2 separate regions of the Homo sapiens genome follow, and region 1 is linked to region 2. Evidence: chromatin loops called from intact Hi-C (ENCODE). Cell type or tissue: PC-3. All regions are shown on one strand. Links, peaks and the distances in the headings refer to the core of each region. The heading gives the core; the rest is flanking DNA. Region 1 has its middle 240 kb from the start of TRD-AS1. Region 2 has its middle 190 kb from the start of TRD-AS1.

The links. Peaks named below come from ENCODE experiments on the same cell type or tissue, not always from the same donor. Only the 100,000 strongest peaks of a DNase experiment are listed, where the experiment ranks them.
Region 1: a loop joins it to region 2, with 5 times the contacts of the local background. A loop is called at or near these places in 2 of 110 quality-filtered maps.

What each region holds. Positions count from the first base shown.
Region 1 is chr14:22,242,852-22,248,232 of GRCh38, reverse strand. It overlaps TRA. Among named protein-coding and RNA genes, the nearest start is that of TRD-AS1, 240 kb to the left of the region's middle. In PC-3, for the core only: no CTCF peak of the experiment used is centred there; a DNase peak (open chromatin) is centred at 3,212; H3K27ac peaks cover 545 bases.
Region 2 is chr14:22,293,981-22,299,361 of GRCh38, reverse strand. It overlaps TRA. Among named protein-coding and RNA genes, the nearest start is that of TRD-AS1, 190 kb to the left of the region's middle. In PC-3, for the core only: no CTCF peak of the experiment used is centred there; a DNase peak (open chromatin) is centred at 2,461; H3K4me3 peaks cover 1,352 bases; H3K27ac peaks cover 736 bases.

The DNA.
Region 1 (5,381 bases), core at 275-5,274, 51 kb after region 2:
CCTAGGCTGCAGAGCAAGATCCTGTCTCAAAAAAAAAGAAAGTGGAAGGTATGTAAGAAACAAACAAACATGCAAAATTTACTTTTAAAATAAGACCTAAATAGATGGATTTTTCTTTTGTGGAAAAATATAATGTCCTAAAATGTTAAACTTTCCAAAGTAGTTACAGTCAGAATGCCATTTGTTTGAACAAGATGAAATGCATAAGAGAGAACAAATATCTAGGAACTTTCAACTGCATTCTTGAAAAGGAATATTAAGATCAGTTTTTTTATGACATAAAAACTTACTCTAAACTACTCTAAACAAAACAATATGATATAAGTGAAGGATTAAGCCAATAAGCGGAACATTTAATAGAAAATACCCAAAGAGATCCAGATATTACTGTGCTGACTAGAGCATTTCAAGTCATGAGATAAATGTGAGTGTGAAATTGTTTTCATTTTTTTTTCACTTATCAATCATCTCTTTTCCACTGGGAAACAGGTTATCCTTTCTCTTTTAGTTACTAAAGCAGTTTTGTTCCAACTATGTGTGTATTCATTTTGAACTTAATTAGTATTTTAGAGTCAAAGCTCTACCCTCCACCCACACCCAGCAGGAAGACTCTGGGAGCTCCACTGACAGGTAGATGTGCTATTCTTTCAGACTTCACCCCATGTCAACCCTCAGCTGTTGGGCAGAGTGGTGGGAGAAATAAAGGACTCTCTTTTCAGCCTCTCCTGGGCTGAGGGGCCTTGTCTTCTTGGTTGCTCAGATGCTGTTTCCTTATGTGAATTTCTCAGGGTTCTGATGGAGAGGTTCCTTCTCCTTCCTGTTGGTTCTTATCTCTTCCTGGCCATGGATTCCCTCTTGGTGGCAGAAATCCAAATGTGTGCTTTCTCACAACGGTGTGCTAGTGTTTTCTTCAGGGGGCTACAGGGCCCTTCATCTGCGTGATTTCCTGGAGTGGTGATCGTTCTCAAGCTCAACCTCCTCCTCCTCCTCCAGTTCACACATGGGTCAATCCACAGCCTCCTGTGCTAGAGCCTTCCCCTAAGTGACAGCTGTTTGGAGGCAGGGTAGGTTCAGGTTCAAGTTGGTTCAGACCTATACAGATTCATTAAAACCACTAGTACATGAAAAATTGCCTCAATAAAAGGTGGGAATGCAGGCTACCACACTTTCTTTTTCTCTACTTTCTCCCACATTTTATGTCTTTGCCACAAGAACCAGAGACGCTCTGCCAGTTCAGAAGCTGATTATCTTCCAGACATGTGATGATAGCTATTCCTCAACTTAGTGGAGTGGGTGGAAGCTGGACTAGGCACCTCCGGTCATATAGGAAAGGAGTTGAGTAGGATAAGTTAAACATCTTCCTCTCTCTGCACAAGACTTGCATTTCCCCAAGATGTCACCCCTTTATACTTTTAGTCCATCCTTTAATCTCTCTTTGGTTAACATCAGTCAAACTCATTGGCCTTTCTCACCCCAGTGGAATGGCTAATAATTTCTCCTTTCAAACTGGCACTGGAGAATTCAGTGATTATTTTCACCAGCACCCAGTTCCACTGTGATTCTTACATTATTCTGTAATGTTTGGATACTGGTAAAGTTCTTAATATGGATGTATATAATTTGATTATGTTTAAGAAACATAAAATATGACAAAGACATTTCAATAGTGGAAAATAGATTTCATATATAAAAACAGTTTCCAGATGGTTGAAAGATTTTATTGTAAAAAGCAAAATGATAAAACTGTTGTCTAAGAATCTGGGAATATTTATATAAACCTGTACTATTTTTAAGTATGGTAGAAATGCAGAAGATATAAAGAAGACAGGCATATTTAACTATATACAGTTTAGAGTATATTTAGAGGCAAAGGATACCATGCTACGTGCTATAAACAAAATCAGAAGACAAACAATAGACTGGAGAAATAAAAAAAATTTTTGACATCTCTAGCATGCATTTTTAAGTGAGAAATATATAACCTAAAAGAAAAATGGACAAAGATGTAAAAGGCGATTCAGAGGAAAAATTCCAATTGGTCACACATTTATTAACAGATTTGTGGCCGGGAGTGGTGGCTCACGCCTGTAATCCCAGCACTTTGGGAGGCCAAGGCGGGCGGATCACGAGGTCAGGAGATCAAGACCATCCTGGCTAACAAGGTGAAACCCCGTCTCTATTAAAACTACAAAAAATTAGCTGAGCGTGGTGACGGGCACCTGTAGTCCCAGCTACTTGGGAGGCTGAGGCAGGAGAATGGTGGGAACCCAGGAGGCAGAGGTTGCAGTGAGCCGAGATCATGCCACTGCGCTCCAGCCTGGGCAACAGAGCGAGACTCCGGCTCAGAAAACCAAACCAAAACAAAACAAAAAAAACCCCAAGCAGATTTGTTCCACTAGGAGGGATTTTTGCCTATATTTATATAAGCAGAAAGAATAGTGGGAAAGGACACTTATCAGGTTATTAATATTATTTACTTCAGTAGGGAGCAGATGAGTGAGAATTAACTTTTTCTTTATAAAACTTTTTATTACTTCATCTATTACAATAAGCAGTATTATTTTATATTTTGAAATATATCAAATAAAAAGTTAAAGAAAAAAGAAAAATAATTAGATTAAAATAAAGTACTGTTTTGTTACCTGCTAAAATTTGAAGGAGAAAGTCAATTTAAGGACTGTGGATTGAAAGCACTGCTCAATGAATGCAGTTTGAGAGGGTTTTTCTTGCAACAGTTACCTGTTTCCTGTCCATACTTCATGAATGCTGTCCACAGGCTCACATTTTTTCAGTTTAGGGCCCGTGGATCTCTCCCAGTCCCTGTGGCAGATGAGTCTGGGGTACAAGCTCTGAGTATTTTGTTTTTTGTTTTTTTTAACTACAACTTTTATTGTTCCTCTTACTGTAGATGTCTTGAGTGCACAGAAACTGTTTCCTGAGTCTTTTGGTCTCATAACTGAAATGGTGAGAATGACAGTGTTGGCAGCTATTTGCAGGTTCACAGAACATTTTTTATTCCTTGCGTTCCTGGATGCTCCTAAACTCTGAGAAATCAGGTGAAATATTTCCTCACTGGAATGCTGCCCAAAACAAGAAAGAAAATAAGTTGAGCTATTTGCAAAGTACTTGCATTTCACAAGCTCCCCTTCTTGTGTAAAGATCCCATGTTGGGACTGAATAACCCTTTCAGTACTGCTGAATCCTGCAGAGGAAACAACAATGTCAACAGCAAAAGAGAACTGGGCAGATCTGATCTGTGACTCACAATGAGCTGATACTGAAGAGCCTTGTTTAGAAACCCCCATGTCCTGTCCGGGCGCGGTGGCTCATGCCTGTAATCCCAGCACTTTGGGAGGCTGAGGTTGGCGGATCATGAGGTCAGGAGATCGAGACCATCCTGGCTAACACAGTGAAACCCCATCTCTACTAAAAAATACAAAAAATTAGCCGGGCATGGTGGTGGGCGCCTGTAGTCCCAGCTACTCAGGAGGCTAAGCCAGGAGAATGGCGTGAACCCAGGAGGTGGAGCTTGCAGTTAGCTGAGATCACGCCACTGCACTGCAGCCTGGGCGACAGTGTGAGACTCCGTCTCAAAAAAAAAAAAAGAAAAAAAAAAGAAACCCCCATGTCTTAAGAAAATTGTCCTGACAGCAATAAAAAGCACAGCCTGGTTTCTATCACTTCTTTTTTGTCCCCGGCCCAAAGCATCTTTCAGATGTGCCCCAGGTGTCTTTCCTCCCTCAGTCCATCCCTGCCTACTGGGGAAGATGGAGGCCACAGTTGGCCGCAGCAGGTGGGGCAGTACATGTTGACAGGCCTTCTCATCTCCCTGAATAAAACATGTCTTGTCCTGCCAAAACCTAGGGCTCAGCTCTGCATGCACAGCCAGCCTCAGGCAGAGCACTGGAGTTGTGCGATGCTGCAGCCACAGAGCTGGAAACAGGGCTTCTGATATAGTGTGCAGACCTCTATCATGTCCTGACTCTTTATAGTTATCTCACATGTATGCCTGTTTTATTCCTTAGTAGAGAACAAACATCAGGTTTTGTTACCAGGGGTTCCTTGCTCCCAGAGCTCCTAAGATGGTGGCAAGCCACTTCCAAAATGGCGGTGGGCCACTTCCAAGATGGTGGTAAGCCTCGTGTTCTCTGACCTGGGGTTCTTGGCCTCACGGATTCCAAGGAATGGAATCTTGGGCCATGTGGTGAGTGTTATAGCTCTATTAGAAGCCATGGGTCATGGAAGAGAACTGTGGAACCCAGTGACTACTGTTCAGCTCGATTAGGATGAACCCAGGCACTTAGCCATGCAGGAACAATGGCAAGCCTTTAGCCCGATCGGGAGTAGCAACGGGTGCCTCACTGGATCAGGAGCACAGCAGACACCCTGCCGGATCTGGAGGGATGGAAGTCAGCGGCAGGTCTGCGACGGCAGCAAACAGCAGTGGTGGATGGTGAGCGAAAGCTCAGCTCCAGCCGTAACAAACATGGACCAGAAGAGTGCAGTTGCAAGATTTAATAGAGTGAAATAGAGTAAAAACAGAGCTCCCATACAAAGGGAGGGGACCCAAAGAGGGTAGCCGTTGCCAGCTCGAATACCTGGGTTTATATCCTGATCATTGTCCCTCCCATTGTGTTCTCAGGTGATAGATGATTGGCTGTTTCTTTACCTCCTGTTTTAGCCTAATTAGCATTTTAGTGAGCTCTCTTTCCTACCTGATTGGTCAGGTGTGAGCTAAGTTGCAAGTCCCGTGTTTAAAGGTGGAAGCAGTCACCTTCCCAGCTAGGCTTAGGGATTGTTAGTCAGTCTAGGAAATCCAGCTAGTCCTGTCTCTCAGTCCCGCCTCTCAACAGGAAAACCCAAGTGCTGTTGGGGAGGTTGGCTGATGACCACTCTAACTGCTTTCTGCTGAATTGGGGCGTAGTAGGGGTTGTGCAGTTGAGATTTCCTCAGGAGGGGGTGCCTTCGATGTCATTAACATTGGAGCGTGGGCTAGCAGGCTGGTCCAGGGGTCTGTGGTGGATCTTAGTCATGGACTGCATCTGTGGCTCCATTTGAAGAACTATTTGTAATTTTACAGCTTTGATTCTGGAAGAGACAAATTTAAGAAGGAGGTTAAAGATACAGGGATTGAAATGTATGGCCTGCAGTGCAGGGGATTATTTCTTTGGCAGACTTTACAGGCCCTGACTATCTGCTTGATAGTTTTGAAAAGGCCTGGTCCAGTAAATAATAATTTGGCCATCTCATGGGTGCTATCAATGCCTAAGTGGAAGGTTTGATGAAGGGTTTTAAGTAATTTCTATTGGTTAGCTGCAGGCAAAAGTATTTTTCCTTTATTGGTGGCTAGCCATCTGGAGGGGAGGGAAGTATGTCCTCAT
Region 2 (5,381 bases), core at 181-5,180:
GCATTTTCTTGTGAATATTGCTTTGAACAAATATATAGTTTTTTTATGTAGTACCATTATTAGGGTTCATTTTTAGTGACGTGTAATTTTAACTCTTAGTTCTTTGACCTGAAAATGTTTTAGAATATTATAAGTGGTTCTCTTTCTACTCATTTATTTGCTATCTTTTAATTATTAGTTTCTAGCTTTATTGCATTAGGTTCAGACAATGTGGCTTATATGATTCCCATTTTTTGAGTCATATTATATGCTCATTTTTTTGTAAATATTCTGTAGCTATATGTTTAATATAAAGTTTTTTCCATCATCCTCTCTCTCTTTCTCTCTCTGAGAAAAAGATATTAAGGTGTCCCATAATGAATATGTTATCAAGTTATTTTTATATTTCCTACAAATTTTGCTTTATATTTTTCTGACACAGTTTGTTTGTTGTTTAGAGAAGGCGACACTAATACTCATTCAATGATTGCTGCTAAGTGTGAAGGATGTTCTGTCAGGAGATGGACAGGGTGCTGTAGGAGGTTTAGCAGGCGGTTACATCCAAGTCAAGACGGCTAGAAAAGGCCTCCCGAAATAAGGAACATTTAAGCCATAGTTGACACCTTTTAGGATTTGAAAGCAGACAGTATCAATCTGGGTTCTGGTAGGAAACTTATGGCATACTGAAATTGTGTAATTTGAGAAACATGACACTAGTTATAAAAATACAAGCAGTGAGCAGGGAACATATAAGAGATAGTGCTACAACCTGGGACTAGCATCACTCCAGGCCTTGAATGGAAAGGAGGGAGTGATTACCAAAACCTGGAGAAAGACAGGCTATTTGGAGAGGCCACCGTAAGGAGCTGATTGTGGGTTAATGTCAGTATGTGGGAAGGGAGGAAGTTGGGGGAATATATAGCCTGACCTTACTTTCCTCATTTTTTCTGTTCTCTGTGGGTACTGCCCTTGGGCAAAAACCTACTGGAAACCAAAAGACAAGATAGCTTATTGGTATAATCCCTATAGGTCAGTCACCTGGGGCACAAAGCAGGGTGTGGAAGGATGGAGAGAGGACCTGGAAGCAAACAGGAGATATTAAGCACAGAGTGCAAGATGGGTGAAGAATAAAGATGAAAGATGAAACCAGAGCAATAAGCTAGAGAAAGAAAGGCTTTGTGAGCCTTAGTAATGATTTGGGATTCCATCCTTTGGGAAACTGGAAGTCACTGATTAGTTTTAAGCAAGAGAGCAAACAGATTGCACTTGTATTTTTAAATAATAACTCTGGCTAGACTGAAGAGAACATGTTGGAGGCACTGATGGCTTCGTTTACTAGGATGGGGACACAGAGAAGGTGGACCTATGGGGTGATGAGATAGGGAGCCCAATAGTGTGTCTGTGCCAAGGAGAGTCTTGGCTAGAGATACAGGTTTGTCAGTCTAGAGCAGTTAAATGGTATTCGAGGCTCAGGAGCCAGTAAGATTGCCTAGAATCTGTGGATAACATAGAAGAGGGCTTAGGAACCCCATAATTCAAGAAATTGGCAGAGAAGCTATAGCCTTCAAAGGCAGGAGAAAGTGGGATTAGCTAGGAAGGAAAGAGGAAAACATGGAGAATTTTGAGAAGTCATGCTCTTGAATTGGCTAGTGAACTCTCTGGTATCTCCTAGATGAGTCATGATAAACTTCTGTAGTAAGGGTATCAGGATAAGATCAATGAGGGCATTTTAAGTAAGAGACAATTTTACACTGACGTTTGATAGAATCTCTTCATCTCCAGCAGTCACTCTGGCCTAGAAAACTGAAACCCCTCAGTGAAGCTGTGGATCAGAGAGAATTTGCTTTATGCAAGATCTCCATGTCCACAGATTATGTTTTTGTAAAGCATCTGTTCAAAGGCAGAATGTGCCAGGTGGCTGTGGAGAAAGATATAAATTAGTCCATGGAATTTGAAACTCTTAACATGAATTGATCATCTACCTTCCTTTGCCTTCATGGCTATGTTCGTACTACTGAAAAATAATTAAGAGTGTTTCAGGACATCTGGTCCATTAGATTTCTTCTGAAAAGAAAATCTTTACATGTTAAGACATCAAATTAAATAAATAATAGCCAGCTATGTTTTTGCCTAATTCAGATGTATATGAAACCAGGATTTTATAGTTTAGGTATCAGGAAGTAGTTTTCTGATTTAGTGCCAGGATGGCCTTAAATGTGCTAAAAAACAAAATACTAATACAAATAGGGAGTGAGCCTGGGTTCACATTTTGTTACTATTCTTAATCATTAACTAAAAAAAGCTAATTCCACAAATGTTTACAGGAAAAAGATACAACTATATAGATAGCAAAATAAAATGCTATTAGGGTTGACACGATAATCTGGGGTTAATTTTTTTTTCCAGGCTATGAACGCAAAACTCTTCCATTTCTGTAGGTTAACCTCCAACCCACAGGAATGTAAACTATGTGAGCCTTTTCTCAGTTATGGATTGCTAGGTAAATATGCTCTGACAACAAAGTTACGATCCCCAAGAATGCCAGATAATTGCTTACTTGAAAATGCTCTTGCAGATAGAGAAAAAAAAAGACTAGCAATCATCATTTTTCTTTTTTCCAGGATTGGGATAACTTTTTTTCACAATATTATTAATAAATGGCCATGACATTTAAACTGTCTTTCCCAAGATAAAGATATATGTTTAAATGACTTTGTGTCATGCAAGAACTCAATCTCCCATAATTTTCTAATTCATCAGGAGCTATTCTTTCAAGCCAGAAATGTCAAATAAGTTTTAGGAAATTTATCAGGTTTACTGAAACTCAAGGCTCTGTCATTAAAATCTCTTGCTGATTTTCCTCAAACCTCACCACTTCATGAAGTCTGGCTGAGAATGAAATCAGTAATGTGGAGAGCAATCTAATGCAGTGATTTTTCAAACTAGGCAACAGTTATGTATTTTAAGGGAATCAATTTCCAGATCTTCAACTTCTGTATGTAACCTTTCCTAAAAGTGATCTGTTCAAGAGCTTGACTGTGGTTCTTGTTTCCCGTCTCAAATTTCATAATTGCTCTTCCCCAACCTTATTCAAGACGGAATCTCCTTTTGCAGCATTGCCCTGCAGTTTAAACACCCCTGGAACATTAAACAAAGGGACAATTTATTGGTGTCAAGGAAGCCTCCTTTAATTAACCGTAAATATGACCCCAGTCACTTTCTTTTTTTTTTTTTTTTTTGAGACAGTGTCTCGCTCTGTCGCCCAGGCCAGAGTGCAGTGGCGCGATCATGGCTCACTGCAAGCTCCGCCTCCCAGGTTCACGCCGTTCTCCTGCCTCAGCTTCCCGAGTAGCTGGGAATACAGGCGCGTGCAACCACGCTCGACTAATTTTTTGTATTTTTAGTAGAGACGGGGTTTCACCGTGTTAGCCAGGATGGTCTCAATCGCCCGACCTCGTGATCCACCCGCCTTGGCCTCCCAAAGTGCTGGGATTACAGGCATGAGCCACTGCGCCGGGCCGACCCCAGTGATTTTCTTAAGAAATGCATTTCCAAAAAATTTTCGCCTGTAAGTTTAAAACTAAAATTGAAATATATTTTTGTTGTTTTAATAAAAGGTACATCAACAATAATTATATTTATAACTCAATCTAGAAAGATAATTTTTAGCAATTAGAGCAGTATGGTCAGAGAAAATTTAAAAGCAATTTCAATTTTTTACGTGATTTTGTTGCAGGCATTTTGGGTGATCAACAAAAGCCTTTAAACAAAAATATACTAAAATTAAGTTCTGCAGGAGAAGTTGAATGGAAATATGATTCCAAGGAAAGAAAAGAGCAATATAAGGTCTTCAATTGTCAATGAAGAGCTTGTTGTGAATTTTAACTGGGTGTTGATGGGTATCAAATCACTTTGGTATTAAGGTTTCACTGGATATGTTTAAAAGCTATTCTGAGTTTTATTTGAAAATGTCAATGTTTATATTACAGTGGAATTTACAACCTTTGTAGCTATTTAAACATTTAAACTAATAATAAAATATTTTAGAAGTCATCTTAAAAATGCATGAAGGTTTTACAGTTTTCCAATGTCTGAATACCACTAAGAGTTGGCCTACAAACATGAGCACACTTTGATGACAATGCAGGAATTACTGTCAATATATGTTTATGTTTAACCCCCTAGTCACTCTTTAAATCTGTGTCTCCTACAGCCTTTGGTGGAAAGTAATCAGTCCTGTTGAAATTCAGATAGCTTCTTCAATGTTTCCTCTTAGACCTGAATTTGAATGAACCAAGATGGAAGAAGGGACCTTTAGATCTGACATCACTCACCTTTCTGAATTTGCAGATGCCACGTGTAAGAAATAATCAAACAGTGCAATTCTGAGCTACTGTAGAGGAGGCCTGTGTGGCAGATACTCTCTGGGTTACCTGCTTCATCCCCTTCATTAGGCAGAAAGTGTTTCCTCCTGTCAAAAAGCGGTTTAAAGTTTGCTGTATTTGAATGGAAATGCTGATTCCTGGTGTCACAGAGAAAACGCAGCTGTAAAAGAGACAAGACAAAGAACTCAAGTTAGAGAGTGCATTAAAGCTCCATGTTGTTGGTTTTGTTAATAACCAAAGCAGTCTACAAATGTTATCCCAGAATGTTACTAAGAAGCAAAATATCCATAGGGATTAACTGATGGAGTCACAATACCTAAAGGTTCTGGTTTGACCAAGTTCTTAGACAAAGACTAAGATGACTATAGGCACAGAAGCAGGAAGTAGACATTCTAGCCTAGACGGTGGGGCAGAAAAATAATTTGGGGTAGAGGAAAGATCAGATTAACTCATGCCTACTTACCTATTAGATTTTTATTTTACGAATACCTCTAGATGTCATTTTTTTCATCTTTTCCTCTTGTTTCTTCATTAGCCTGTATTGGCTCTCTCATATCTAGTAGAATATCTGTTATAGTATGGTATTGTATATATTGTGTGTTTCTGTCTAGGCCAGGGTGATATTCACAACTTTTATTCTCCTGTTTAATAACATATTTAGTGTTTGGTATGAAAAGCAGACACAGACTGGGAGTGGGAGTCAGTGCGAGGACAGAATCCTTGCGGAACCCCCTGCTATCCCATGTAGGGCAAGGGAGGGACTTCTCTGGATCTTGATTACCTCAGATAAATAATGAGAAAATAGGATTAAACAAAACAAAACAAAAAGACTTTTTTTTATTTTAACTTTAATCTCCACAACTCTGTTTCCCCTCTTCCATAGGTTTTATCCACCCAGGAACGTTCCCCAAGGAGAGATTTATAAGAAGAAATTTAAGAAGAGAAGTTGCTTAATCTTAGAGTCAGGATAGTTTCAGAAACCAAGTCTAGGAATTTTACTCAAATTTTTGGGCCCTC